Linked DNA regions of Homo sapiens: region 1 is linked to region 2. Evidence: read pairs that join two places in POLR2A ChIA-PET (ENCODE). Cell type or tissue: A673. All regions are shown on one strand. Each heading gives the region's core, and the rest is flanking DNA. Links, peaks and the distances in the headings are about the cores only. Region 1 has its middle 18 kb from the start of RCN1. Region 2 has its middle 37 kb from the start of SNORA88.

What was found. ChIA-PET counts read pairs that join two places held together with the same protein. Peaks named below come from ENCODE experiments on the same cell type or tissue, not always from the same donor. Only the 100,000 strongest peaks of a DNase experiment are listed, where the experiment ranks them.
Region 1: POLR2A ChIA-PET joins it to region 2 with 16 read pairs; 2 of 35 experiments call an interaction of 5 or more read pairs at or near these places.

What each region holds. Positions count from the first base shown.
Region 1 is chr11:32,065,282-32,081,110 of GRCh38, forward strand. No RefSeq gene overlaps it. Among named protein-coding and RNA genes, the nearest start is that of RCN1, 18 kb to the right of the region's middle. In A673, for the core only: CTCF peaks have their summits at 6,712 (motif pointing left) and 6,911; DNase peaks (open chromatin) are centred at 6,730 and 8,150; H3K27me3 peaks cover 5,381 bases.
Region 2 is chr11:32,173,070-32,188,898 of GRCh38, forward strand. No RefSeq gene overlaps it. Among named protein-coding and RNA genes, the nearest start is that of SNORA88, 37 kb to the left of the region's middle. RefSeq lists enhancers at 2,421-4,370, 2,875-4,119. In A673, for the core only: no CTCF peak of the experiment used is centred there; no DNase peak of the experiment used is centred there; H3K27me3 peaks cover 7,307 bases.

The sequences.
Region 1 (15,829 bases), core at 3,306-11,305, 110 kb before region 2:
AGTCAAGCCACAGTAAGATTTTTGCAAAATGGGTTACTCCACTTATTCATTGTCTTCTTTTTTAAATTCTCCATTTCACCATTTCACTCTTGGCGTCTTTATTCTTCAACAAGTTCTATGCCTTCATCATTTACTTCTCCATTATCCTAGCCTTCTTCATTCTCCTCATCCAAAAAACCTGAACCCAACTCCACTGCTGGATGCCTGACCACGTGCACCAGCAGTCCCATATCTGAGCTCCAAACAGTAAATCTTTACATTTAGACCAGTCTGAGAAGGACTCTTCTGTGATTGCCACCATAGGCTTCCAATGGGAAACACTGAGGTCAGGGGTGAACGAAGAGAAAATGTGCAGCGCCCAGGATCAGCAGGTGATGGTTCAATGGGAGTTTCTCCCCATCAGCACTTTTGCTGATTCTGATCCCCTCTGAGGGCATGCCCTTTCCTTTTCCCTTTCCTTATCCAAATCCCAACTATTCTTCAAATGTCAAGCTCAGGTCCCACCTCCTATGGGGCACATTCACACCTCTGCAGCCAACCCATAGCCAAACCCTGACTACATCCCTGTGCTAACACTTGGAGCTCACACTGTTGTCTGACTTCATGTGTGATGATTTGACTCTACAAGTCACCTTGGAGGATGGGGACAATGCTTTATTTGCTTTCTGCCTCCCTGGCAGCACCCAGGCCAGCATTAGGCACAGAGCAGCCTCTTGACTGTTTCTGATGCATAGGCTGTGCAAGGTGGTTGGTGAGGTCTGCTCCCGTCACAGTGAATGGGGAAGTGACTGAGAATCCGCCTCTGTCACATAAACATTCGATGGTGCTGATAACTCGGCAAACTGTTTCTGTGCAGGTCCTGTATTGTAGTACTGCTGAGACCCTGAGTTCTAGAAAACATGTCACAGATGCTAAGGGGGTATTTCTCAGCTAAAATCTGCAAGAAAGTAAAGAAAACACAGTTTATTATAATTATTGTAGTATTCAGTTCTTCCAGGCTTCTGGGTTTCTTGTTTATTTGTATTAACTGCATGCCTTTAACCAAGGTAAAGAGATGGATTTTTGCCCTGTTTATTACCTAGTAGTTGTACTCAATTCTGGCTTGACGTCAATGACCTTTAGTGACATCCTGATGATAAACTACCTCTCTTGCCTAAGTTACTGGATGTGCCAATAGTAATAGTAATAGCTAAACTTGTAATGAGCCAGTTACTGTTCCACGCACTTTGCTATGAATCTCAATGTCCTAGAGTCACGGAGAGGTTGGGTTACCTGGCAAAGTTTACGGAGCCTGGAGGTGAATCAGAGTTTGAACCCCTGTACTCTGCCTCCAGAGGCCAGACCTTAAACCTCTACCAGGGATGTCCAATCTTTTGACTTCCCTGGACCACATTGGAAGAATAATTGTCTTGGGCCACACATAAAATACACTAACACTAGTGATAGCTGATGAGCTAAAAAAAAATCACACACACAAAAATCTCATAATGTTTTAAGAAATTTTATGAATTTGTGTTGGGCCTCATTCAAAGTTGGGCCACATGTTGAACAAGCTTTCTCCACATTAAAGAGCAGGTGAAGCAAGAATGGGAGAATTCGGGTCTTCTAAAACCAATCACACGGGGCATGACTTTTGCAGCCACACAGACCTGGGTTCAGATTCTTGCTTTACTGTCTTATTTCAGACAAGTCATTTAACCTTTCTATGCCTTAGCTCTTTCATCTATAAAAGGGGTTAAGGAAGATTAATACTATATAATGTGTCTGGCACGTAGATTCTTAATAAATGTTAAGCATGGATTTGTTCACCTGTTCCCTGGTCTTTTAAGGTCGGAATCATTAGATCATTGAAATTGCACACCATCTGCTCACTCTTTTCACTCAGTTCCATGACTAGCAAACACAGGACAAAGCAGGAAAAGTGTCAGATAGAGGAGAGTTTTTAGGCTGGCCAAGCAGTGAATAGACAATCAGGCACCTCTGTTCAACCTCTGCACTCATCAACCCTCGGGTTCCCCTAGGAGATACCAGATTCCACTGGTTTCAGCTTGGAGGACAGGCTTATGGCTGAGAAGAAACCCAGTTTCTTGGGCATTTATTGTTGCCCCCTCTTTAACTGCCTTCCTTCCCTTTTCCTCCTCTAGCCCTTAAGCAGATATTTCAAATTTATTAATAGGTCTCAAGTCCAATGACTGAGCTACAAACAGCAGAACAAACCTGTGTTTCTTCACAAGCCCATTAAAAAAACGTGACAGAGACCTGGCCTAGCTGCACAGAGGGGTGAGCTGGTTAATTTAGCTTTCACTTCCAAAAATATTCAAGGCAATTTAATAGCTTCATGCAAATAGCTGTGTCTGGATGTCAAATCATCCCTTCCTTGATATGAATCATGGTTTATTCTGTTATCCCTTTAGCAGGACAGCTGGGTGGTCAAGTGTGGACTGGAGGGAGTCTGCCTGGGTTTGAACCCCACACTTGCTGCATGACCTTGGGCAGGTCACTTACCCTCTGTAGTAGGCTAAATAATGGCCAAAGATAACAGGTCCTAATACCTGGAAGTGGTGAATGTTACTTTACACAGTTAGGTTTTTGTAGACATTGTTAAATTAAGGATTTTAGACAAAAGGGTTATCCTGACATATCTGGATGCCCTGAATGCCATCACATGTCCCTAAAAAAAGGAGAGGCAGGGTATCGGGCTCACTGCATCAGAAGGTGCAGTGATGACGGAAGCAGAGAGAGATCTGAGGATGCCACACTGTTAGCTTTGGAGATGGAGGAAGGGGCCACAGGCCAAAGAATGTAGCTCCAGAAGCTGGAAGAAGCACAGATTTCCCCCTAAACACTGGAGGGTACAGCCATGCCGACATCTCGATTTCAGTCCAGTGAAGCTCATGTTGGACTTCTGGCCTCCAGAACTGTGAGAGAACAAACTTGAATCGTTTTAAGCTACCAAGTGCATGGGAATTTGTTACGGTATCCCTAAGAAACTAGTACACCCTCTCTGAGTCATGCTTTCCATGATTCCAGATCAGATGGGAGCAAGAAGCTGATAGGGGTGGCCAGAGAGCGAGGTGGTGAAAAGCGAGATGGGGAGATACTGACCACGAACACCACAGCTGAGCAATTTCCTAGGGACACAGGGCAGACGTCCACAGATGCACTCCTTGACTGCAAGAGCCTGGGGTAACACTACACAAATCTCAGCCATATTTGTGACTTTGCAGTCAAAATCTCACTTTGCCACTGGGTGACCTGGAGCAGATTATTTAACCCTTCAAAGGATCAGTTGCCTGAGCTGCTAAATGTGTTAAATAAGCCATAGCAAGCACAAGGCTGGTTTCCTTATGGTCCCCTCAAGGAGCGAAGAAGCAGGAGGGGCTTCTCTTATCTTGCTCTCCACTCCCTTCCCTTTGAACACTGATGAGATAAGAAAGTTACGCAAAGTTGACTCCCATAGCTTCACTGCACACTACCACCGGGGCCCCTAACGTCAACTTGCAGATCAGGATGGGTCCTTGATGGAGTTCCTTTCGGCCATTCAACATCCATTAGGCACATATTTATTGAGCACCTACTAAGTGCCAGGCACTGGTCAAAGCACAGCCCCCGTGAAATTTTTTAAAGCAGAACAATGTAGTGCAGGGCCGCTGCCAGCTCTGAAAGCGTTTTGCAGATTAGAGAAGGTTGCCCTTGCAAACACAGCCCTGTCGGCACACGGCTTAGAAAGCAGGGAGACCTTTTGTGTAATGAAAAGCAAACTTCTTCATCTGAGTGGACACAGCCCGTGCAGGGGGCATGTCTTGGCAAGCAGAGTGAGAACTGCATTTGGGCCCTCTGTGCCCCTCATCCAGGTGTGCCAGTTGTGTGCGAGTTTCCAAACAGACAGCATCCCTGAAGTCATGCATTTTTCTTAAAGATAAATGGGTTCTGTTTAAGGGCTTCTCTTTAATCTGTAATTTCAGACTGTGAAAGTGTCTTTTCTTTCACAAAGTGAGGGTGAGAATAGATGGGAGTTGTTTGTTTTCTGTTTTGTTAAATGTCCTCACTTAGCAAAATAAAAAGTTGACAACTTTCTTCCAGTTCTTTATTTTGGACATTTTACTGGTCCATAAAATTCAACATTTGGGGAATGAATTACTGACTGATGGGAGGTGTGGCATGGTAAGAAGTCCTCTGTTCAAGCGAAGGAAAAGTCACCCAAACAACATAGACCTGGGCAGGTACCATCAGTGTCCCTGAGCTGCAGTGTTCACATGACGTGATCTTGCAGAACCTGCTGGGTTGCTATGGTTATCTCACCATGCCTATCCATTACCTTTGTGACACATGAGGTTCATACCACATAGATATTCAGAAAGATTTTTTTATGTGTCTCAGAAATGAACACGCTAGAAATAAATATCATTGTTTGAACGCAGCTGCATACACACATGAAAATATTTATGCACACAGGAGAATCATTACTTCTTGCATGCATTGGTGATTAGATGTACCTCATCTGAAGTTCACACAGCTGTGGAATGGGCAGACCTTGGCTCCAGAGACAAATCTAGATTCTCTCTCTTAGGCAGGATCCCGTCAGTTGACAGAAAAAGAGAACTGAGAACTGGTCTTGGTTAAAAAAAAAAAAAAGAAAAGAAAAATAAAAAAAAGATGGTGATGAGATGGGGAAAATGCATTGCCTCACATAATTGAGAAATGAGGTGTTTATTTCAGGTACAGCTTGATCCAGGGGTTCAGGGACAGACAGTATCAGGACCGGGGTTCCTCCCACCCCCATACACTCTGCCTTCCCTTGTACTTACTGACCACAGGCTCTTCCCTGGTGAGGGCCCCACCATGTGTTCAGTTGGCTGCCAAAGTTCAAACCTTGGATGGAGAGATCAACCTTCCCAACAGCTCACAAAGTTCTGTGCCTGTGTCTCATTGGCCCGAATTAGATCATATACTCATCACATGAGGGGGACGGTTAGTTCTTTGGAATAAAGTCATGGTGCATGGCCAGGGTCAGGGGATGCTGCCAGTCACACTGAATTTCACTTCAAAAAGGAGTGGGTCTAAGAAATTAGTCCCCAAATAGACATCTCCACGCAGCTCTGCCTCCTTTTGCATTCACCCCACCTCCTCCCTGATCTGTTCTCCACCTGCTCTGTGCTCCGAGATGCTGACCTCTGAGGACTGCAAGCCTCAGAGGACCAAGCCCCTTGCTGGCTGGCCCCTGACTGGGTCAGACAACGGGAGGCACCAGCAGGATATCTGAAGGAGGGAGGAGGAAGAGGTTGGGGTATTTCTTCCATGCATCCTCTTTGCCCTAGTGCCTCCCCAGAACCCACTCCCTCTGGGTGCTGGTCACACCACGTCTATCAGCCTTTGAGGGAGTAATAGGCTCCTTCTGCTTCTAGTCTCTAGACATCTCAGCATCCCGTGTTTGTTCCTTTGACCCTGACCAGGTATCTGTACGTTGTCCCTTAAGTCTTTTAATTTAAATCAGGAGTTAGCAAACTTTAGCCCACAAGCCAAATACCACCCTCCCAGTCTCCTTTTGCAAAGAAAGTTTTCCTGGAACAGAGCCACACACACTGTTTAGGTATGTCTAAACATACCTGCGACTGAAATTGTATGTGACCTGCAAAGCCAAAAATATTTACTATCTGGCCTTTTATGGAAAATATTTGCCAACCCCTGGGTAAACCACCTGATGGATTTGGTTTCCTGCTGGGACCCTGTCTATTACATCTCCTTATAAAATGTAAGGCGAGAACACAGCTTTTGCTGTAGGATTTTTATGTGAAGGTTGGGACGATACTAAAATGATCGGCCTAGCTATCCTGATGGCTCAAGGGAAAACCACACAGGGGAAAGACAAGTTTTTCTTTTTAAAAAATACAGTGAGCACTGCTCTCTCCTGTCCTTGGAGTTAAGGGGTCTCAGGGCAGAGAATGCACCCCACTGCTCCTGTTCCTGCCCCATGCTTGTATAGACAGCACATGTGAGTGCTCCGACTTCATCAGGGCATGCCAGTGAACAGGAAAATCAATATGTAAAAAAAACAAACCAAAATGCTGGATGAAAAAGATGAACATTGCTAGGTTTAGGAAATAAAAATGTTCTAAACAGATAAACAGTAAGCAAAGTGCTTTGATTTGTACTGTTTTCCAGCCCATAAAACCCTAATATCCGGCGACGTTTCATTAAAAGCTTCCATGCCACTCGGCATGCCTGCTGTGGCTTGAATAGATGGCTGCAAAAATGTTATCCGAGCTGCAGACCCAATCTTTTGCAATGTTTTACATGGGTGCTAAATGGGGGAGAAGTCTGATCAATCACAAACAGAACACCAGTTTAGGGGAGAAGTAAATGTTGGCGTTAAATGAACAATATCTATCATTCTGCAATGTGGTTCTTCCAGTCAATCAAAAAATAAATAAATAAAAAAGGTAGGCAAAGAGCATTTATTGGAGTGAAGAAAAAAAAAGAGTAATGAACACATGCAACCAGATCTTTCAGCTTTCAGAAACAGAGAGGGCTTGTGTATTGAATAATACATAGTGAAATAAATGTTCAAATTATGTTGGAAAACGGTTCATTTGGACTCCTAGCCCTTCCAATCTCTAACCCGAATAATACTCCAGTTTATGAAATCCCTTCCTAATATATCAAAGGCTCTTCACCTATTGTTGCATTCATTCCCTCAGTGGCCCCTACTGGAAGCTTGCTGAATGACCAGTCAGACCGGAATTCACTGTGCAGGACTCTTTTCTTTAATGACCTCCATTCCTGTGGCTGCAAAGAGGAGGAAAAAGCCCTGGTCGGGAAATCAGCACCCTGAAGTGGATTCTGAGCTTTGAAGCTGAGAGGCCTTGAACAAATGATTAAATCACTCTCTGAAGCTCAGTTTCTTTATCTGTAAATTGGGACCAACACCTCTCGCCTGCCCCCACCCCAGATTCTGGTAAAGTCATTCATTCACATTTGATGAATATTTACTAAGTACATTTTATGTGTCAGGAGGGTGCTGAGTGAGAAGGAAGAGGCAGTCCCTGCCTTCTGGAAGCTCAAATGTAGAGGAGAATGGTCAGTGAAAATATGATGTCATAAGCCCCAGGAGAGCGTCAGAGACAGTTCCTGAAGACACTGGGAAGGACCTGCGGACCAGGAAGAATTGTGGGAGGAAGGGGTCTCTAAATGGATTCTGAAGAATAAGTCAGTGGGTAGGAGTACAAAGGAGGATATTATCACCACAGGGAAGAGGACAGAGAATGTGACCCTTCAGAGGAGGTACTGGAAGCATTTTTGCACGGCCGAGTCACAAGATTCAAGGTAGGGCGAGATTCAGGGCAAGAGCCCTGAAAACAAAGGAGAGCTAAGTACCCAGATATCAAGGGCCTCCAGGTTCTGTTAAAGAGTTTGGACTTCTACCTGAGGACAGTGGGGAGCCCACTGAAGGGTACCTGTTGGGATGATGGCCTGCCTCCATATGTTTTAGGCCACCCCCACCAGCCCACCCCAATAACTTCCAGGTGGAGGAGTTACAGAGGGCAGACTGGAGGCTTGGGATCCAGTGAAAGATGTCAGTGGCTTGAAGGAGAGAAGAGGCGGAGGTAAGAGGTGGCATTACAGGAGGACTCCATCCATTGCGGAGAAAAGGGAGAGGAAGGCATCACCAAGGAAACTAGGTTCTGGCTTAGCTGAAAGGGCAGATGCTGATTCTATTCACTGAGAGGGCGCATGCCTGAAGGTGGTGCCTGGTGCAAGGCAAGGTACACAGTAGGTGCTTAGTAAGTGTTTGTTGACTCAAAGCAGAATCTTTATTCTCCCAGCTTCATTCTCCTCCTACCCCTGTTAACATCGCACCCCCCCCAACCCCGCCTCGGCTCCACCCCCACCTCATCCTGCACATCACTGCCTGGTAAATCTTCTTAAAACACCAATTTGTCTGTCAGATTTAAATGGTTCATTTAAATGGCTCAGGATTTCCCCAGACACCACTCAAAGCCCCTCTGCTCAGCACCCCCCACACCCAGCCAGCCTTGCTTCTGCTCTGCTTCAGTCAGGCCTTCGGGACATCGGCCACGTGACCTGCTCCCCTCAGGGCCTCTGCTGGGGCAGTGCTTCCCTCCAGGAGCACCCCCCTTCCTTTCATTCTGCCACCGCAAATTTGAATCAGAGAATCACAGTGGAGACCAGGGAAAAAAAGAAAAAAAAGTCAATTCCCTCTGGATTCCTGTTGCTTCTGCTAATTCAAGGCAGGCTTAATTCTTTGACATCCAGGCAACTCATCGGGTCTGTGGCTGAGGAAGCTGCAAGAGAGGAGAAATAGGAGGTAAATTTATCTAGATTAGAGATAAATTGACAAACGAGCTATGTCTTAATATATCCTTCTAGCATATCCCAGACTCTTGGAGTCCTTTTGATTTTGAAACATGTTTTTAAAGCATGAGTGGATTATGATTGTCAGAAAAAAAGCAGTTTCTTCCAGGCCTTAAGCTATAAAAACTGCTATTCCTGTTCTCTCTGCAAATGAGCCCACTTTAGTATGCCCTGCTGGGAAATGAAGGCAATTGCTTTATTCCTGGGAATTACCAAAGATTTACTTGAAAGTGCTACCTCACACGCAGTGGGTAATAAGTCTAAATGAAAAGGAAAACAATTAGCCCAAATATGCCAACCTCAACAGTGTTGGTTGGTTGGTTGATTTTGAAAGCTCAATTTTATTTCTAGAATCAAAAATTGCAAAAACAAACAACAAACTACAAAACCCCCAGTGGTTAAAGTCCTTGAATGAGAAGTCCCTAGGAAGAACACAGATGGGGTTCCTTTCAGGGCCACCTACCTTTGTGCTTGAGCCCACCCAGGACCCTGGGAAAGGTGCCCATTTGGACAAATTGGGCCCCCAAATTGCAATCCATCAGGCCAAGAAAGCTACAGAGCCACCAAAAATAACAAATAGATCCATGTTCTCTTGTCTGTCCTGCATACTTCCCATTGCAAATGACAGGCCTCCAGCCTCAAGCCGGCTTCACCGTCCATCCAACCACCAGGGCAGTGTTTCTCAAGGTATGATCTAAGAACCACGTGCACCTGCATTAGTATCAACTGAACTCCTTATTAAACACACAGATGCATGACACCCATTCCACACTTTCCAAGTCCAAATCTCTGGAGGTAGTTCTTCTTTTTTTTTTTTTTTTTGAGATGGAGTTTTGCTCTTGTTGCCCAGGCTGGAGTGCAATGGTGCGATCTCGGCTCACCGCAACCTCTGCCTCCGGGTTTAAGCAATTCTCCTGCCTCAGCCTCCCAAGTAGCTGGGATTACAGGCATGTGCCACCACACCCAGCTAATTTTGTATTTTTAGTAGAGACGGGGTTTCTCCATGTTGGTCAGGCTGGTCTCGAGCTCCCGACCTCAGGTTATCCGCCCACCTCTGCCCCCCAAAGTGCTGGGATTACAGGCGTGAGCCAACATGCCCCACCCAGCTGGAGGTAGTTCTATTCTTCAACATCATCAGGGTAGCCACACTAACAACACCTCTTTTTCCTCTTAGTCCATGGGCATTTTCCTTCAATTGTTCTCAACATATCCAGCTTAAGGTCCGTGGTCCATTGTTTCAATAACAAATCTTGCTAATATTGTAAACTTCCTTGCAATTCTACTGTGTTCCTCCAGTAAACACACTCCCCATCCCCCTCAATAACTTTGTCAAATCTCTTCAAACTCCAATTTTCTAATTGCCGATCCCCCACCCTTCTTGCATTTGACCTCACTTCTAATTATCGGAGATTTAGAGATGTCTCTAAGATGTCTCTCCTCTTTCAGACACCAACACATGTACCCCTGTCTCCATGGGCCCCTTCCTTCACCTTGACTCAGGATCCCACCCCAACTCCTTCTCGGAACCTTACACTATCAACATGCCTCCTGCTTTTCGGGTGTTCATCCACCTCCTTTCAATCAATCCTTCCCCTTGGCTCTTTTTGGCTTCGTAGAGTATCATTAGTGACAATTAGTGTGAGTATTCTCTCCAATATCCCAGGAGGAGAATCATTACATCAATGAACACATACTATATACCTGGCTACCACAAGTGAATGTTAACCTGATTGTTACCTTTAAATCCTTTTTTAATAATAATGATAATAATAATAATAATAATAATAATAATAATAATAATGTGTTTCAATATAGTTTTAAAAACTTATAAAAAATTTTAAACTTTTTCTTATAAATTATAAAAATTTTCAAATACATTCAAAAACAGAGAAACTAGTATAATGAACTCCTACTTACCCATCAGCAAGCCTCAACAATTGTCACCATTTTATCAATGTATATATTTTATTTATTTTATTTTATTCTGGAGACAGAGTTTTTGCTGTGTTGCACAGGCGGGAGTGCAGTGGCACAATCTTGGCTCACTGCAAACTCTGTCTCCCAGGCTCTAAGATTCTCCTGCCTCAGCCTCCCAAGAAGCTGGGATTACAGGCATGCACCACCATACCCAGCTAATTTTTGTATTTTTAGTAGAGATGGGATTTCCCACATTGGCCAGGCTGGTCTTGAACTCCTGACCTCAGGTGATGCACCTGCCTCCACCTCCCAAAGTGCTGGGATTACAGGCTTAAGCCACTGCACCTGGCCATATTTTAAAGAAAATTCCGTGTATTGGGCCATCACATTATGCGTCTCTAATTGATAAGGGCCAATTTTATAAAACATAACCTCCAGGCCGTTATCACAGCTAAATAACTGTGATTCCTTAATATCACCTAATTCTCAGTCCATATTTTATTTTCCCAATTGTCTCCAGGATGTCTTTTTATAGTTGGGTTGTTCAAATCAAGATCCAGACAAGGTTCTCATACTGTATCTCATTGTTTTGTCTCTTAAGTTGTTTTTGTCCTCTAATAGTCTCCCTGCCTTTATATTTTTTAAATGCCATTGATTTCTTGGGCCATTTGTTACATAGAGTGTCCCACACTCTTGACTTAGCTGATCACATTGTTAAAGTGCTGATAACTTGTGTCTCTATCTCCCATATTCCCCCATATTTGTCTTTTTTTTTTTTTTTAAATCAAGAGTACTTCATAGGCAGTACTTTTAAACATACTTACATGATGGAGACCACTTTCAGAAAATCTGTCCCTCATCCTCACATCCTCTTCCAGCTACCAACTTTCCTCCTCCCCATCCATAGCTGAAGGAGTCTCCAGAAAGCCACCACGTTTGCTTTCTTAATTTCTTCAGCTTTCACCCTCTCTTCAACCCAGTCAGATCTGGCTTCTGCTCCTGTCACACCCAGAAACAGTAATGACCTCCATTCTTTCAAATCAAACAGATATTTATTTGATCAATTCCCATCTTATTCCAGTTATAGAATTCAATAGCTTAAGGCGGGAATTTATCTGTATCTCTCATAGTTCCATGGATTGACTGGAATCAGCTGAGCAGTTCTCACTTGGGGCCTCTTAAGGAGCTGGCGTCATCTGAAGGCTTCACATCCTAGATGGCTTCTTTCTTCACATGGCTGCTATCCAGGTTGGATCTCAGGAACAACTGGGGACTGGGATCTCTCCCTCTCTCTCCTTCCCCTTCCATAGAGTACCTTCACGTGGTAGTTTGGGCTTCCTCACAGCATGGGGGTTTATGGGTAAAGAGACCTCTTACATGGGGGCTGGCGTCTCACTGAGAAAGTATTTCAAGAGACCAAGATGGATGTTGCAAGGATTTCTGTGACCTTGATAGTCGCGTAGCATCCCCTCTGCTTCAGTCTAGTGATTGAACGGGCCCCACCCCCATTCATTCAGTGTTGGGGGCACTACACGAAGATATGAATTTCAGGAAGCATACTTCCCTGGGGCCATCTTTGGAGACTATCACACTTCTCCTTTGACTCTTCAACAATTATCAGCACCTCAGTAAATTTTCTGATTTTTGAAATACTCTGACCGCTTGCTCCCATAACAAGCCACTTTTCTGTTCCCTTTCTACCTCTCTGACAAAAACCTCTCAGTGGTCTTTGCAGGCCCCATCTACCTCTGCCCAGTCCTCCAGGCCTGGTCCTAGGTTTCTTCTCTTCCAAGCCTCTTCTCTCCCAAGCCTCTTCTCTCCCAAAGCCCTTTCACATGGAGGTCCATGATTTCAATTAATTCCTAAAATGGGCATGACTAAAGTATTATTCACTCCAACCCAAATCTGTCCTCTGAGTATCATATCCCACCTTCTAGAAACTGAGTATCATATCCCACCTTCTAGAAACCTCTTCTTGAATATTACAAAGGTATATTAACATGTTCAACTAAACTCAGAATCAACCCCTGCCCCAAAATAAGCCCCTTCCACATTTCTTCATTTCACCTAATGGCACCTTCACTGCCTCCAGTTACACAGAAACTTGAGGGTCATCTCTCTCTCTCTCTCTCTCTCTGATTGAATCTATTCATTCTATCACCAAAATATTACTTCTAAAATGTTTCTGCCACTCTTCCCCACCTCCACTGCCATCACCCTCTATCCAGGCCACCCTCTGGGGCTATCCCTAGAAGAAAATGGGACCCATAGCAACTCAAGTCAGTGCAGAGTTTATCCAAAGTACTGACCCTTAAAAGGGAGCCACTCTGTACTGGCACTGGCATCTTTTATTGGCTCCAGAAGATACTGTTAAAAACTGACACTCAAAATTGAATTTTAATGATGGTTCATTAAAAAGATATTCATTTTGCAGCCTCTCACCTCAAGTGTGGGGCCCAAGGCAGATACTCCATATTCTCTTCCTGAAGGAAAGGTCTGCTAACAGGTCTCCCTTCATCCACTCTTGCCCCCTAGAACCTGCTCTCCACACAGCGGCATGAGTGCAAATGTGAATTATGTCCTCTGTTTAAAACTCTCTCATGACTTTTCATTGGTTTTGGGGTAAAAGCAAAACAACAACAACAACAACAACAACAACAAAAAAAAAAAAAAAAAAAAAACCCTTAGCATAGCTTACAATATACATAGGAAACTGTATTAGTCCGTTTTCATACTGCTGATAAAGACATACCCAAGACTGGGTAACTTATAAGGAAAAAGAGGTTTAATGGGCTTACAGTTCCACATGGCTGGGGAGGCCTCACAATCATGGTGGAAGGCGAAAGGCACATCTCACATGGCAGCAGGCAAGAGAGAGAATGAGAGCCAAGCAAAAGGGGTTTCCCCTTATAAAACTATCAGATCTCGTGAGACTCACTCACTACCACAAGAACAGTATGGGAGAAACGGTTCCCGTGATTCAATTATCTCCCACCCGGTCCCTCCCACAACATGTGGGAATTATGGGAGCTACAATTCAAGATGAGATTTGGGTGAGGACACAGCCAAACCATATCAGGAACACAGTCTATCCTCTTACAGCATTTTGACGCAAGTAACAGGAACTCAAACTCAATCTTGCTTGAACAATAAGGAATTCTAATATCTCATAGAACAGAAGTCCTGAGGTAGGGTGGCCTTTAGGGCAGATTGATTCAGCAACCCAACCTTTATCAGGGAGAAAGATTCTTTCCACATCGCTATTCTGCCATCCTCAGTGCTGGCTTCTTCCTGAGAGGGGAAGATAGCTGCAGCAGGCCCAGGCTTCACATCCAGATTTCACAACACTCAGGGGAACACATGGGGCCATCTTTTCTTGTGGCTTGTTCTTGAGAGTGAGGAAGCTGTTTTTGGAAGTCCCCTGTGAAACTTTCCTTAATTGCTCTTTTGCCAGAATTGGGGCCCACCCTTATAACTAAACCAATTACTGCGTGATATGGTTTGGCTGTGTCCCCACCCAAATCTTATCTTGAATTATAGCTCTCACAATTCCCACACGTCGTGGCAAGGACCTGGTGTGAGGTAATTGAATCATGAGGGTGGGTCTTTCCCATGCTGTTCTCATGATAGTGAATAAATCTCATGAGATCCGATGGTTTTATAAAAGTGAGTTCCCCTGCACAAGCTCTTCTCTTGCCTGCCACCATGTAAGATGTCCCTTCCTCTTCCACCATGATTGTGAGGCCTCCTCAGCCACGTGAAACTGTGAGTCCATTAAACCTCTTTTTCTTTATAAATTACCCAGACCCAGGTATGTCTTTATCAGCAGGTGAAAATGGACTAATAAACTGGGAGAGGGATTACTACCTGGAACTGAGAGTGAAGTTAGCATCCCCTGATGCAGAAAGCTGTGTTAGTGGATGTATGGATTCCTGAACAAAAGAGGGATTCTGTTGGAAGGAAGAAGGGTGTAGGCACTGCTAGGGAGGCATGTCTAGTGACCCCCACCTTATACCTCTCCAGGTGATCTCACTCCTGCTTCTCTGGACTCTCTCCACTGCAGCTGCAGCAGTCTTCACATCCTTGTCTGCACCTGCTTTCTTCTATCACAGTCCTTGCACACACTCGCCCTGCCCGAGGAATGCTTTCTCCTAGGGAAATCCAATTCATCCATCTGTCTGGGAGGAAATTTAATCTCTCTTTAACCCTCATAAATTCGTACTTGGGACAGACTCCTGTTAGCAACAGATTAACAAGGGAAAAACAAGCAAGTTTATTAACATGTGCAGTGCACATCACATGGGAGAAACTTCAATAAAAGGTGTCAACCTAACGTAACCACAAGGCTCAGGATCCAGTTCAAATGAATTGATTTAAGTAAAAAGTGTGAGGGTGGCCATCCCAGGACACATGGACAGCAAAGAATAGTGACTGCTGTTCTCGGTGTAGGGAAAAGTGAAGATCATTTATACCGACAAAACTGGAGGCGCTGAACAGAATTACAACATTTTCCATCCAAAGGCTAACACAGAGATATAAGATTGACTGGCTACTCTTAATTACATTTTAAGGAGTTTGCTTAATATTCTGTTGAGAAGAGGTAACAGTCACAAGGGTCTCTGTCATTTAGTCTAGGTTTGAATGAAGAACAGAAAACCTAGTAAAATATAACTCTCAACACAAAAGTCAGGAAGAAACAGCCATGCATCAGAGAAGAAAAACAAGCATGTTATATGACTCCGTTTTCAAGGCTTAACTTTTCCCTTTGGCATAATCAATTTTGAAGGTCCTGAAATTTTCTGTTCGCAAAGGTAACTCCAAGCAGTGGCTTCGAACTCTGGCTTATATGGTATCTTCAACAAAGAACAATAAATTTTAGAGAAGTGACAAGACAAAGGAAAGCAGTTGTAGGTTTCCAGAGGTGGGAAACTGTGGGAAGGCAAATATATGGGAGTAAAGTCATTGAGTAAGGTTTGTTTGCAGATTACTCCTGTGCCATATCTGAGTGAACAACAGCTGTTCCCAGTAAAGAAGAATTTATATCCTGTCTTTGGAAGAAAAAGCAGGGGAGGATAGAAAGAGCTTTCCCTCTGTTTGCTGCTTCTTAATTGCCTTTTGCTCAAAAATATTTATGTCAAAGAAGCATCTTTTGGGATGACATATTCTACTTTCTTTCACTTCCAATCTCAGCTAAATGCCTTCCCCTGGGGAAATCCAACTCATCCTTTTGTCTGGGAGGAAAAGCTGCTGGAATAAAAGCAGGCAGAAGAACATGGAAGGACTAGACTTGCTGAGTCTCCTGGCCTTCATCTTTTTCCTGTGCTGGATGCTTTCTGCCCTTGAACACCAAACTCCAAGTTCTGTAGCATTTGGACTCTTGGACCTACACCAGTGGTTTGCCAGGGGCTCTCAGGCCTTCAGTCACTGACTGAAGGCTACACTGTAGGCTTCCCTACTTTTGAGGTTTGGGGACTCAGACTGGCTTCCTTGCTCCTCAGCTTGAAGATGGCCTATTGTGGGACTTCACCTTGTGATCGTG
Region 2 (15,829 bases), core at 4,083-12,082:
GAGAAAGGAAACAAAAATCAGAAGTGCTCCCTTGGTGAGAATTGTTGGCAGGGCTCCTCTCACAGAAATCGGATAACAAAAAGACCAGTTACTGGTTAACTTTAAGAAAGAGCCAGCCACGCCAGGGGAAGGGCGCACATTAATAGTGAATGAAATGACCGTGTGCACGGCTTTGTGGTCAAAGGATCCGTGGGAGATTCTGGAAAGGAGGCTGCCCAGAGGGGCTGTCCCTAAACACACGGGGCTGATGGGCCACAGTTGTTCCCATTTCACTCCCATAACGTCAATCGTTTCCCCAGAAAGCCATGGGAGACTCTGTGGGCTGGGCCCTCAGATTTGCAGGGCTGATTCCTGGCCAGCTTAGGTACCCTGTGACTCAGTTTCCTACCTGCTGAAGAACTGGAATGAGGCTGACAATCCCAAAATGAAAGGAGATGCCCAGTGGCAGGATCCCTGGTCCCAGATGCAGAGGCTAGGACTGGCTGGGAGGGCTGTGGCCGGCAATCAGGACGCTGGAGGCTCCGATGGTTTCTTCCCTTTCTGGGGCACTGCTGCCTCCTGCTGTCCTGCCTATTAAATCTCAGGTTTCTCCCTCCACCCGGCTAATCAATCACCACCACCCTCTCCCTGGAGACTTTTCCTTGTGTCACCCAGGGTGCCATCACACATCAGGTCCCTCTTCAAGTCTGATCTTAGGTTCTCACTCTACTCTATCCTGCTGTAAGGGAGGAGTCCTGAATTTGGATTCTGAAGGCTCAGGCTCAAGTCCAAGCTCTGCCACTCACTGTGTAACAAGGAATATATTTCTTCATCTTGATGAACTTTGCTTCCTCTTCTGAAAACAGAGATTGGGGAGGATGAAGTCTCTGTGAGGTCCAAGTGAGATCATGGGAAAACTCTGTAAACCAGAAGGCAGTCAACCAGAGGTTTAATTTTATTATTTACTTATTATTTATTGAAACAGGGTCTTACTCTATTGCCCAGGCTGGGTGCAGTGGTGTGATCACAGCTCCCTGCAGCCTCAACCTCCAGGGCTCAAGCAATCATCCCACCTCAGCCTCCTGAGTAGCTGGGACTACAAGAGATTGCCACCACACCCAGCTAATTTTTATTTATTTATTTATTTATTTATTTATTTATTTAGTAGACACAGGATCTCCCTATGTTGCCCAGGCTGGTCTTGAACTCCTGGGCTTGAGAGATGTTCCTGCTTCAATTTCCCAAAGTGTTGAGATTACAGGCATAAGCCAGCAAGGCCAGCCTTAAACCAGAGGTTTTAAATTTGCCTCTATCTCTCTCTTTTACTCTTTTAGCAGTGGAACCCTCTTTTCCAAATTAGATCTTAAGTGGAGCCCCAAAAAGGCAGAGCGTTCTGGTAGAAGCAGGGGCAGAGCCCCCAGCCCCTTGGCCACACCCTCCAGGTTCTGGTCCCTACCCCATTGCTGGAAAACCACTGCCCTTGAGGAATATTCACTATTAACTATTAGCAATCGAAAGTATTTTGAAAATAAAGCCCCATGCTATTACTGAAAACATGAATAAGAAGATTAGAAGACAGCCAAACAATGCCCTTCAAAATGTCTGTCCACCTCCTTTTCTTTTTTCTTTCCTTTTTTTTTTTTTTGTTTGAGACGGACTCTCTATCTGTCGCCCAGGCTGGAGTGCAGTGGTACGATCTCGGCTCACTACAACCTCCGCCTTCCGGGTTCACACCATTCTCCTGCCTCAGCCTCCCAAGTAACTGGGACTACAGGCGCCCGCCACCACGCCCAGCTAATTTTTTGTATTTTTAGTAGAGACGGGGTTTCACCATGTTAGCCAGGATGGTCTCTATCTCCTGACCTCGTGATCTGCCTGCCTCGGCCTCCCAAAGTGCTGGGATTACAGGCGTGAGTCACCGCGCCCAGCCCTTTTTCTTTTTTCTTTTCTTTTCTTTTTTTTTTTTTTTTTTTTGAGACAGGGTCTCATTCTGTCACCCAGGCTGGAGTGCAGAGGTACAATGGTGGTTCACAGCAGCCTGACTGCCTCAGCTCAGGTGATTCTCCTACCTCAGTCTCCCAGGGTAGCTGGGACTACAGGTATGTACCACTATGCCCGGCTAATTTTTTGTATTTTCTATAGAAACAGGGTTTCACCATGTTGCCCAGGCTGAACTCGAACTCCTGGGCTCAAGCAGTCTGCCCACCTTGGCATCCCAAAGTGCTAGGATTACGGACATGAGCCACCATGCCTGGCCTGACTCCCACCTCTTTAAACACAATTTTTTTTGCAACCTGGTATTCTTTAAGTTTTCCTTGCAATGACTCCTATTTCATTTGTCATATCACCCATTTTCTCCTTGTCTGATACTCATGGCTACTTATCTTTAAAAGTGGTATCTTATGTCCATTTCGTGACTCACCCCTACACACACTAACATGCATGCACACATACACACAATTAAGAGCTACCTAAAAGTATAAATTTCTTAAAACCATTCTACAAAAATGAAAAATGAGCTATAGATCCACTGGTAAGAATCCTTTTGAATCTCCCAACAATCTCTACCACCAGTCACATTGCCAAAAATGACCACAGACAATTGTCCCCATCTGACTAATGTCCTCATCGTCAAGAATGGGATTTGCTGGCAGGTTTGGATCTGACATGAGTTGCAACACCCTGATCAGCTCGTGGGGCCTAGGCCCTGTTTTAATTCAGAGCTGGTATTCCTGCAGGATTCCCCACTACCTTCCCCTTCACTCTGCCGGTTTCATTAGGCAATTCTTCCCGATCTAAACACTCACTGTATGGTAGGTTGCAAAGCCACAGTCCCTACCCCCAGCCCCAGAGAGGCCCAGAGGGAAAGTCAGCAGGTACAATTATAGCTTTCACATGTCCTTCTGGAAAGAGGAGTTAAGTGTTATTTTATATATTTTTCTCAGCACCGTGTCAGTGATTTTCTCGGGAAGCACAAGGCTCCTGCTCCCCCCGCCCACATACAATGAAAATTTTATGGAAAAGTTATCCAGAGGAAGGATGGCAACGTTTTGTTTTGTTTTTTCCTGAAAGCCATGTGGGCTATTTTCTACTGCATACTACTGTCAAGAGCGGAATCACAAATAAATCTAAGAAGCAAGGAGAGGGGTATAAAATATAAACAAGGAAGGAAAGAAAGAAGGGAGTTAGCGAAATAAAGAGAGCTCCACATTTATTAAGAAAAAAAAGAATAAATTGGTTTTTTTTTACAAGCGACAGAAATTGGCCTACAAAGGGCCTTTCCTACTTGCATCCCCAAAACCAACCCGCCAAGCTATGGGCATTCATGGCTCTCTTGTGCCCTCTAGTGGGCAAAGGTGGTCCATGTTTTTTCCTTGAGTGACAGCCAGAGTCTCTCATGCACTTGTCGGCCTTCTTATTACATCATGAATTTTGATAAGCCCATTAGCCAGCCAGGCAGCCAGGAGGAGGATGTCTTTCTCACTTGATGACTACACAATGAGGAGTAATATATTTTAATTTAAACACCATAAACCTATTGAGTGCTTAATTAACTTTAACCGTCTTTAGGGGAATGAAGCCAATTTGAGGGGGTCAAAAGGAGTTGTTTCAATATCAAACAGTTTTACATAGTCAATCCATTCATTCGGCCTACAGCTACTGATTAACACACAAAATTAACATGTTAGTAAAAATTCATATTCAGGCCTCTGGGGAAATTAAGATGCGCATGCACAGGGCATGATTAGCACAGCTATTGTTTTCTCCCAACAATATAATTTAATGGGTTTTTAGAATTACAGAAAGAGAGACTCGGTGCTGGTTTGAATTGATTATTTACCACAAAGCTTTGAAATATAGAAAAGATAGAAAACATCTCAAGCCAAAAAGGCCAGCGAACAGAGGCGGATGGGCTCAGAGCGAGTGTATCTCACTAAGGAGGTTGGCGGGATGAACTGATGGAGAGGCAGGCTGGGCATCCCAACTCGACATGAGCCAGGGCCAACGGGACCAAAGAGAGGATTTCTGGCTGCCTGGAAAAGCACAGTAAGGGCTGCCTGCCCAGGGAGGAGGAAATTATTTCATTTAATATGTAATCATATTATACATACAGTCTATTTCCCAGAAGTATCTAAGGCAGATTATGTTATTTAAACATACTAAAAATAATAAATTTTTAAAAGAATTTTTTTTAAAAAAAAAAAGATAGGGAGTCAATGAGAAAGAACAAAGAGCAACTGAGTAAGGCAGTTACCACATTCGCAAAGCAAATTTAGTTCTGAGCTTCCTGGCAGCCAAGGAAAAAGTGCCAAGTACACTAGGATATATGGTTCTCATTACCTGTTGCCTTCAAAGGGATGTATAAGTTTGACTGAATAGATGTGTTTCCTTCCTCATGCTAAATTTGAGAGCAACTGATTGTGTAGTTACTTACAGAAAGGTCACTGAGTAAAAGGACTGTCAATGTGTTTGTCTGTTTATTTATTTATTTATTTATTCTAAGACAGGGTCTTGCTCTGTCACCCAGGCTGGAGTGCAGTGGCATGATCTCAGCTCACTGCAGCCTCCGCCTCTTGGATTCAAGCAATTCTCATGCCTCAGCTTTCCGGGTAGCTGGGACTACAGGTGCCTGCCACCATGCCCAGCTAATTTTTGTATTTTTAGTAGAGATTGGGTTTCGTTATGTTGGACAGGCTGGTCTTGAACTCCTGGCTTCGAGTGACCCACCCTTCTTGGCCTCCCAAAGTGCTGGGATTACAGGCGTGAGCCAACACACCCACCCCTGTCAATGTGTTTAATGACAGCTTAGCAAAATATACAGAAATGTTCTTTAGAGCTTCTTTTGTCAGCACTCCATAACAGGCAAGCACAGAGGTTCAAGTTGAAACTCAAGAAAGCCATTTCTGTAGGGAGGTAAAATAATACTGTCTAGATATATATTTTTTGATAATCCTTCTTCAATCCCTATGGTAATGGTAATTTTAGGACCCAGACAATCAGGAAGCAAAGAGGACTTGGTCTCAAGATGGAATTCACAGGACTTGTACAAGAACCTCATAACTGGCCTGGTTGCCTTCAGTCTCTCCCTCTGTCCAAACCATCTATACATGGCCAAGAAGTGAATCCTCCTGTAACATTTACTTTAATTTCCCTGTATCTGCTCAAAGATCCTCCAATGCCTCCTCTCTCCCCACATGATCTATTTTCAGCCTCATCTCCCAACACCCCTGACACACCCTGCAGCCAACCATGAAGGTCTTTCCTCATGCCCTCCACATGCCTTGTTTAATCCCACCTCTGTTGCTCATGCCACCCCCCCATCCCACTCTGACCTACTTTTCCTCTGCTTTTCCACTTCTTCGAATCCTCCTTCCTCCTCCAAAATTTTCCCCTTCTTCTCAAAGACTAATTTTTCTATCTCAGCTACCTTTTTGTTGCTCCTGAGAAATAGCTTTTAAATTGCCTACAAGGTCATGTTCCTCCTCCTTAACATAGTAACCCAGACCCTCCAGGCTGTGGAACTCCCCCTTTTCCCCAGATTCTCCACCGATGTTCAGCCCTCCATGCTCTGTCCTTTGCCCACCCGTCCGCCTTGCTGTCTAGCCTCTGCTTTCGACCTGGCAAACTCCTTCCCAAGACTCAGTGCGCCTTAGACTTCTGGGAAGCTGTGTGCTGCCAGAGTGAGGCTCCTTCTGCCCTCTGCTCCCAAAGGCCCCTGCACACACCTCTTCCCTAAGCAGCCACAGTTTCCTGTGAATGTTGAGGTCAGCTTCTCCTCTGCCAGCTCCTTGGTAACAGGTGGGATGTTTTAGTGGCTTTTTCTTTTCTTAAATCTCCTGCGGCTGCTGGTGCGTGGCACTTAATAGGACTCGGCAGATGCCACAGAACTACTTCATCGGCTGATCCTCCACCAGCAGCACACCCACCAGGCTCACAGCGCCTGCGTGCCAGGGTGCCTGGGCTCCACTTCTCTGCATGCCTTCATGTGCCTCCTCAGCTGCCTACTGTTGTAGGAAGAACCTTCACTTCTCTGTGTCTGTCCACCTGGCTACCCACTCTCCAATCCCTTATCTCTTCTCTTGATGGCTTTTATTCGCCAAAAAAGCCTGGCAAAGAGGTACAGGGAAACCAGGTCCATGGGACTAGATACAGAAAAAGAGACTGATGGAGAGGACCCAGAGAACATAAGTGACATGGTCTCTTCCCTCAGAGATGCTTTGACTCTAACAGCCTCCAGTTACTTGGAGCCAGAGAAGGCCCAAGGTCAAAAGGTGCTAAAGCCTGGTCCTTTAGCCAAACAAGCAAACCAGGTGACTCAGGTGACTCTACCAGGCTCATGTCAAAGTGATGGAGACAGGGATCCAGTTGGCTCCAGCCCAGGAAATAGGGTTGGGACTCCCAAACAGAAGCGCCGAGGGTCTGGGAACTGAGGCCATGTCAGGATCACTTTTGGGGCAGACTAGCAAGGCACAGGACATTTCACGGTGGCCTCACAGGCTGGGACCAGGCTGGACTATGTCATCAGCAAGTTGTTGCCCCCACAACTCTGGCCTGCCTCTCCTCCTCCTGACTCTTGTTCTCCATTAACCATTTGGTGTCCACTTTTTTGTTTTTGAGACGGAGTCTCGCTCTGTCACCCAGGCTGGAGTGCAATGGCGCGATCTTGGCTCACTGCAACCTCTGCCTCCCGGGTTCAAGTGATTCTCCTGTCTCAGCCTCTTGAGTAGCTGGGACTACAGGCATGTGCCACCACACCCAGCTAATTTTTGTGTCTTTAGTAGAGACAGGGTTTCACTATGTCACTATGTTGGCCAGACTGGTCTCAAACTCCTGACCTCAGGTGATCCACCTGCCTGGGCCTCCAAAAGTGCTGGGATTACAAGCTTGAGCCACTGCACCCGGCCTGGTGTCCACTCTTTTTCCACAGGATTCAGTAGATGCAAACACTTCAAGCCAAATATGTTCATAAGAAAGTCTCTCTGCTACTGGCTGAGGGGAATGTGAGCAAAAGCTTCTCATAAGCACACACTGAATTCTGTCTTCGATCTGTCTGCTGGGTTCATTTTATTGAGAACATGACTTCCCCAAACAATCTGACAGACGTGGCCAATCCTATCCTGTCATGCCTTGGGGGTTTGTACTCTGATCCCTCCCTCCTCCTCTTTACTGCACTCCTTCATTACAGAATAAGTACGTGTACACTGTACTGCCTTTGGGTGGAACGTGTGGTTTGGGGCTGGAGCAGTTACAAAGCTACCAAAGATATCAGCTCTTCATCCTGGGTAGATGAACCCTCCACCCAAAGGGCAGTCCTCGACAGTGCTGGGGAGAAACTGTCTGGGGGAAATTTGGCATATTAGCCAAAAGTCTTTAAAAATGTATGCATTCTTAGGACTCTCAATTTAGGAATTTATGCCAAATAAATAAGCGTGGATAGGTTCAGAGATTCAGCTGTATAGATAATCTTCCAAGGATTGTTTAGTGAAAAGCTGGAAACATGCTTAACCATAGATTGATTCCTTAATGAAATTATGGTACCTATTCAATGGAACACCAGCAGTCTAAAGTAGATTAATGTTTTGGACAGAGAGAAAAAGTGTTCATTCCACATTATTAAATCAAAGCAGCATAGAATAAAATAGTAACTACAGTGTAATCCCATTTTATTTAAAAATAAATTTATGCATGAAAAATGACATTTCACTCAGTGACAGACTGCATGTATGATAGTTATTCCATAGGATTATAATACTATATTTTTATGGTACCTCTTCTATGTTTAGATACACAAATGCTTACCATTGTGTTGCAATTGCCTACATTCAGCACAGTAAGATGCTGTACAGGTTTGTAGCCTAGGAGCCATAGGCTATACCATGTTTCTTAGGTGTGTAGTAGCCTATTCCATCTAGATTTGAGTAAGTCCACTCTATGGTGTTTGCACAATGATAAAATAACCCATCAACACATTTCTCAGAAGGTATCCCCATCCTCAAGCAATGCATGACTGTATATATATGTATGTGAATGTACAGAGAAAGGTCTGGAAGGATAGCTACCATGATCTTCATAGCAGTTACTGTTATATAATGGAATCACGGTGCTTTTCAATTGCGATGTTTCTGCTAATCTGCAATTCTAAAATTTCTAATAATAAGAGTTGTGCTGCTTTTGTAAAAGGAAAAAGGCAACAGGAGTTATTTTCAATGATTTCTTTAAAAACCTGACTATGCAACTGTGGGATGCCCTGCTCTTTATTACAAATATGATCTCTGGATTTTTTTTTTTTTTTTTGACACAGTCTCACTCTGTTGCCCAGGCTGGAGTACAGTGGCGCGATCTCAGCTCACTGCAATCTCTGCCTCTTGGGTTCAAGCAATTCTCCTGCCTCAGCCTCCCAAGTAGCTGGGATTACAGGTGCCCACCACCATGCTCGGCTAATTTTTTGTTTTGTTTTGTTTTGTTTTGTGTTTTTTGTTTGTTTGTTTTTAGTAGAGATGGGGTTTCACCATGTTGACCAGGCTGATCTCAAACTCCTGACCTCAAGTGATCCACCTGCCTCGGCCTCCCAAAATGCTGGGATTACAGGCGTGAGCCACCACACCCAGCCTGATCTCTGGATTCTATGGAACTGCTATCTTACTTGAGTTTCCTTTCTCAGCTAAGATGATTTGCCCCACATAATTGCCCTCTCCTCATCCCATACCCCAGTGGCCATCAGCTGCTCTGATAATCTTGACCCTTCCCCATCATTTTGAATGTCTGAGTACCCCCTTAGGGTTCAGTTTTTCCCAGGCAATCCAACTTGAAAACAGGGCACAGGCAAGGGGGCCTTTTGGAGACATTACCTAAAGGACCACCCACGGCATTTCTCTGTTTTAGAGACAGGGGAGCCCAGCAGTTAAGAAAGCAGAGTTGGGGTAGTGGACTCAGCCAGTGGGTTCATCAAACAGGAGAGTCAAGGCAGTTGCTTAAATTAGAATAAGTAACAGGCTGAAATGAAGGCAGTTAAGATAATGAAGCCAAGAATAGATCTCTAAGAGTTGAGATTCAAGACAGGAAATGCTGGGTATCCATCCTCACATTCCTTTGAAGCAAACCTTGGCATTTTTCTCCAGGCTGTAGAAAGTCTTTGAGATACCTAATGGGGCCAGACCAGAGATGGGGACAAAAAAAGTCACTTCACTGCAAAGAACACCACATTTTCCTGAGCAAGGTACATGTAAAAATACAGGCTAGTGGTGTAGATTGAAATGCCTCAAAGAAGACAGCATGGGCGAGACTGTGACTGCCATCCAGTGTCCATTCTTTCCTTCTTTGCTAACAGAACCCCAGTGTTAGCCCAGGTGCCAACGCACTCAACTAAAAGACTACATTTTCCAGCCTCCCTTGCAGATAGCGTGGCCAAGAGGCCAAGTGCTGCCCAATGAATGGTACGTAAGTGTTAAGTGGGGCTTCCAGAAAAGCTCTCCAGGGGAGCTGACTCAGCTGGAAGTGTTGTCCACCTGTCCTCCCCTACTTGCTCCTTCCTCCCGCCCTGATGGTTGAAGCCCCAGCAACTTTCCTAAATCACAGGTGACTTTAGGATGGAAGCCTAGGTGGAGTGAAAAGACAGAAGCCGGGTCCCTGTCATACCAGCTATGTCTGCCCTCTGGACTTCTTTTATATGAAAAATAATTGCAATCTTAAGTCCCTGTTATTCTAGATTTTCTGCTATACATGGCCATTCCTATTCCTTGGTGCTACAGTGGGGTCAACAGTTACTCTGAAGGGAAAAATAAAGGAGGAAAGGAACTTGAAATTCTAAATTGTGGTGGCAAAGAAAGTCAGCAAATACTTCAAAGATTCCTTCTAGGCTTTTATGTGCTATTATTTAAAATCACAAATGCTGGCATTTATGCAACTGAGGGAGGAAATGCATTAGTAGCACAGAACTACTAATGGCAAGTTATTTCACTTAGAAGATGTTTAACACAGGTACCATAATTGTCACTTAATAGGTCAGAGAACCAAGAGAGACCTGCCTTTGTGTGTTTGAGCCCCCTCTCTGCAGATCACAAATATTTCCTTTTATGTTTAAGAAATGTAATTATGTCTAATGCAAATTACAAGCCAGAATACCACCACAAAGCTTACTGCTTTTGTGCCAGTTTAGTCCTTTCATTATTTTATAAATGTTGCAGTTCTCAAAAGGCAAAGCTTACCTCCCAAGACCTTTTGGAGAATGTTTAATCATGCCCTCCTCAAACCTAGTCAGTGAGTGTAACACTCATGTTGGACAAGGCTTCCAGATGGCTTTTTAACCACACCTTCCCCAAACTGAAGCTTTCTGCTACCTCTCTGTTGCCTCTTTCCTGCTTACCCTCTTCAGGTCGGTGTCCCCTCCTCCAGGCAAAGCCCAATCTTTGGGCTCATCTCTGGCATTCCCAAATGATCTACTGCTAACCTCATTCATAATAAGAGCTACCACCTATTGACTCCATGTTATGCACCAGGCACCGTGCTCATTAGTGCTTTGTGGGGACTATCTCATAACCCTCATAAGATCCCTGTTCCTGTGAGGAAGGAACAGGGATCCTCAAATGAATGAGGATACTGAGGCTGAGAGAAGCTAACAACTTGTCCTCTGCCTTGGAGTTGGTAAAAGATGATGCAACAATTCAAACCCAGGTCATCTGGCCCTAGAGGCCAAGTCACACTATTTTGTAAACTAGTGTACAGTCTCTTTATATATTGCGTACTTCCCACCTTTTCCAGTGCCCAGCATCCAGCGGTACTCAATAAATGCCAGCTGAATAAGTGTCTGGTCCAGCATCATTCATTCCTATCCCACTACACAGACTTGGATTAAAAATTACCAGATGAGAGTGAGAATTAGTCTCCATGCTTGGAAGAAGCAGCCCCAGAGAGGTGTGGTTCAACCGGAGTCTGCTTACCAGGAACACAACCCACTGCTGAGGAAGGAAGCCCATTTCAACCATTTCAAGGTGCATCCTTACTGCTGGGAAATAGATGGTTAGAAAGAGATTCATATTTTTTCCTCATGATTCTTCACAGAGACGAAATAGAACCAACAGTGGCTTGAAAACATGGAAGGAACAGCAACTGGAGGCTGGCCAGCCCTGTGCTCTGATTCTGGAAGACAATGGCTCCAAGCTCTGAACTGGATTTAGAGGGTATCCTTTAAGAGGCTCTGGACACTCCCAGGGGCAATTCGGCTTGGGCTGGAACCAGAAAGGGCTCAACCAATAAAGAATTTCCTGAGCCTCACAATGAAGCATTCCTGCCCTAGGAAGAACCAGGCAGAACCAGGCAGGAGAAGTGAATTCTCAGGAGCAATGAAGAAGGCAGGCCTGTCCCTTGAGCCTCCAGACAGAACTACTCCATGAGGGCCTTCTGGTGTCTCTCTGTCTGTCTGTTTCTCTCTCTCTCTCTCTTTCCCTCCCTCTCTATCTCCCTCTCTGAAACTATCTTGGCGAGCTCACACCAGCAGGGAGACAGCCCTCCCAGCCCAGGCGCAGGAAATGGCTGCCACGACAGGCGGCCATGCCAAGTGGGAAGTGTGGCTTCCAGCAGCAGCACCTGGCCTCCTGGCAACTGCTCAGCCAGGCTTGGAGAGGTGCCTGAGCTTTTTTGTTCCTGATTTTTGACATCTCCCCCACCCCACCCTCCACTTCATTTTTTTTTCCCCAAAAAACCATCCTCTTAAAAGCCTCCCCCTGTGGCCTTGTGAGGGGCCAGAAGGGGCCAGTCCTAAACGGCTTCCCTCTTCTTGTTACAAAAGCTATCTCTGACTCTTCAGTTAACCACAGGCTAAAATCTAGCCTTCTTGAAACTGCAAGTTTCATTTGTGAAAAGAAAATGAAATCTCCTTTTCTCTGGCAGTGTAACGAGGCTGCTTTTGTTAAGGCTGTGTGTTTGGGGGCAGCTATCCGGCCCCACAATGGACATCGGGCAGGACCGTCATCCGTCTTCCCAGTGACCACTCTGAGACATCAGCATCCTGAAGAGGGATGAGGTAGGCTGGGGACACAGAGGCCCATCACCTCCTTGGTGTTTCTCCTTTCTCACCCCCGACATCTGCAGTCACCAAGCTCTGCAAACTCCGTGTCTGCAATAGCTGCTTTGCCGCCTCTTCTGTGTACCTGGCGCTAGAATGCCAGCCCTCAACATCTCTGGTCTGTGTTACTACAACAGCCTCCCATCTCTCCCCTTATCATCCCTCCTCCATGCTGCAGCCCTAAAGCACAGTGTGATCATGTCTCTTCCACTACCCAACTCCTCAGAACCACAATCCAGCCCAAATCTACTTTTCCCTCCTCATCAGCATCTTGACAGTTCCTTCCCTGACTTCCTCTTGCACTCAATCCCTTTGAGAACCATCTCCATGGACACTTTCAGTGGGTTTGTGTTGTTGCCCTGGCCTAAAGTGTGTTTGCCACATTCTTGTTTGGTTTGCTCCCCATTCTTCAAAATCCAAATCAACATCATCCCTTCCACCTACTGCAGGCTGAATGAATCACTCCCTCCTTTGAATTCTGTAACGTTTAATTCCTTTTTAAAGTTTTGATTCCAATTTCCTTAATTGCCTCCCTCATGGGATTATGAGGTCTTTGAGTCGAGAGCCTGGGTATGAATTCATCCTTTGTATTCCCAGCACCAAATAAGGCACCTGTCCTAGTTTGCGTCAGACAGCTTTGGGAAATGAATGGCAATAATGGAGAAGAGGAGACTCTGTGCACAGATACTAACCTGTGAGCCAGGCTCAGGTAAAGGAGGAAAACTCACCTGAGACATCCAGAAAAACCCTGGTGGTACTCAGTTAGGAGTCCCCTGCCAGAGACAGGTCTTTGGGGAATGACAAGTCTCCTCAGTGAGCTTGAACTTCAGAGCCTTCCCACTTCCCTTGGGCCAGATCTCTCACATTCCTGAGTCACGCCTCTCCATTTCTGAATTTGTTTCCTCAAACATCTTCTTCACCCTGATCTGCTCAGATGGCCTCCATTTCCAGTTGCTTCCTAGCTGTGGGTTTGGTGCTAGTAGAAATGACCTTGGCCTATATCGGGCCTCTGAGTAACTTGACTTCCAGAAGAAAAGGCCTGGGATCTTTCTCTATCAGATATAATTCAAAAGACAGGACGATCACCTCCTGTGCAGGTCATGTGGCATCAGGCTGTTACTGCACAGTGCTGTGGGTTAGGGGAAAGGAGGATAGGATCTGGCCCACTCTGTGGCTCCTCTGTCACTACAAACTCATCTTGATGGAAACCAAACTCGTTAACTTCAGTTCCTCTATTTCAATTACCTCTGATAGCTGATCAGTAACTGGGTTGTGTCAACTCACTTCCACAGTCACAAATATCCATCTCCCCCTACTCATTTCTACTTCCACTTAGCTAGGGCCCCTTCATCCTTCACCTGGGCTACTGAAATGACCTTCTAGGAGATGACCTCCTAGCAGCCAGTCTTTCCTTCCCCTGTCTGGCCTTCACATTGACCCAGTTGTCTTCCTAAAATACAAGCTGATTATGTCACTCTGCTGCTCAAAATCCTTCAATGGCTCCCCACTGCCTACAGAATAATGTTCAAACTCCTTCAATTGCCACTTGGATCCTCTAACAATGTAGTCCCAACTGACTTTTGTCACCTCACCTAGCGGCAAGCACCTTTCCCTCCTTCCCAACATAATGATCCTTGCTCCTTTCAGTCCAGATAAAATATTCCATTCTCTCCAAGCAAAATTAATTCTTCCATTCACAGCATTTCCACAACACACATCTTATATCTTAACTGAGCACTTCTTTATTCTGCCTTCATTATATGCGGCTGTTTTCATAGCAAACTGGCCCTGTAGATTGCAAACTCTCAGAAACAAGAAGCCTGCCTTATCCACCTTTGCTATCCTCCACGTTGCCCTGGGCATGACACACACTCAGGGTATTTCCATTAACTGCAAATGACACAAGTGAATCAAAGAAGTTTTGCATTGTGTTTAAATAGGTTCATATAGGTTTGGAGGCCATTGTGGTCAGGATCATGGTATGAAGCAGTTCTGGATGAGAAAATGGCTCTTAAGGAATTCACAGTATATTTGAGATAATATAGGTGAATGTCCAGACACTAAAAAGCCACAAAGTAATAGAAAGAAAAATAATGTTCTTCAAGCATGCATGCAAAATGAAGCAGAGATTGCACACAATTTATGCAGCACACAGAGGTATTTTCATGCCATGACTCTGAATCACACATTTGAGATTTAAAATACCTTCACCTTTGCTTGGGGGAACAGAGACTCTGAAAAGTCTTACTATTGCTGCATGTGACTGGTAGACTGTATCATCATAATCAGTCCACATAGGGGAGTCTCCCCAGGCAGCATAACCTACTGGTTATGAGCCAGACCACCTGAGTTCAAATCCCAGCATCACCATTTCCTAGCTGTGTGACTGAGCAATTAACTTCTCTGTGCCTCTTTTTGTTTCTCCTATAAATGCAGAGAATAACAAATGCCTGCCTCATTCGATCTTTAGAAGAATTAATATAGATAAAGGGCTTAGAACACAGTAAACTCTGCATCATCACTGAGGATTATTATTATTATTATAAATTTTTTTTTGAGACAGGGTCTCGCTCTGTTGCCCAGGCTGCAGTGCAGTGGTGCAATCTTGACTCACTGTGACCTCTGCCTCCCAGGTTCAAGCGATTCTCGTGCCTCAGCCTCCTGAGTAGCTGGGACTACAGGCATGTGCCACCATGCCTGGCTAATTTTTTGTATTTTAGCAGAGACGGGGTTCACCATGTTGCCCAGGCTGGTCTTGAACTCCCGAGCTCAGGCAATCCATCCATCTTGGCCTCCAAAAGTGCTAGGATTACAGGCATGAGCCACTGCGCCTGGCCATCACTAGAATTATTTTTAACTATACCTATGTTCTAGAGAGACAGAGGGTCAGACAGATTGTCCAGCTGATAAGCATTTGTATAATACCTAGTATTGAGGTACTGTTCTTTCCTTCTCATGTTTTCAGGATCTACTGTTTAATGGGAAGTGTCTTCTTTTTTTTTTAAGTGGCTACCATCTGTTAAGGGCTTACTCTTTTTCTGATTATATCAATGAATCTTGGATTCCAAAAAAACACAACATGGTAGCAAAGAGCTTAGGTCCTGGAGCCAGGCTGCCTGAATATTTTTGTAGGTGCCTCCATTATGTGACTTAACTTTTCCAGATCTCAGTTTCTTCATCTGGAAAAAGAGGTTAATAACAGTTTCTACCCCCTCCCACCAGTGTGAGAAGTAATGAGTTGGTGCATGTAAAATGCTTAGAACAGCACTTGGAGTGTTGTTAATCCTCAATAAATGCCTCTATTCCTATTTAATAAACAGGTACTCGGCACCTACTATGTGCCAGGCACTGTGCTAGGAGCTTGTGATCCAGCAGCAAAAAGGCAAAGTCCCTGCTTGCTGGAGATGTAGATACTATTATCATCATCATCAACCTCTAAACTGAGGCTTTGAGTGGTTAAATCTGCCTGAAGTAAGTGAACAGTGAACACGCTGGGGTTTGAATCCAGGCCAGGCTTAACCTCAGGACTATCCCTCTCCAACATGGAGCCCCTGGAGAAGGGAGGTGTTAGCTTTCACTCCCTCAGAACCCTAGAGACCCTGCTCAATGTCTGCAGAATTAGAATCTCAACCCCTTAGGTTGTCATTCCAGATACGTCAACCATGGTGCCAGTCATTGTCACACTCTGTCATATGGAAAGTAGCCCAAGGCAGATCCACAAGCAAGACAGAGCTGAGAACTGGACCATGGCTGAGCACTTGGCCTCACAGCCACCCAGCGCTAGGCTAA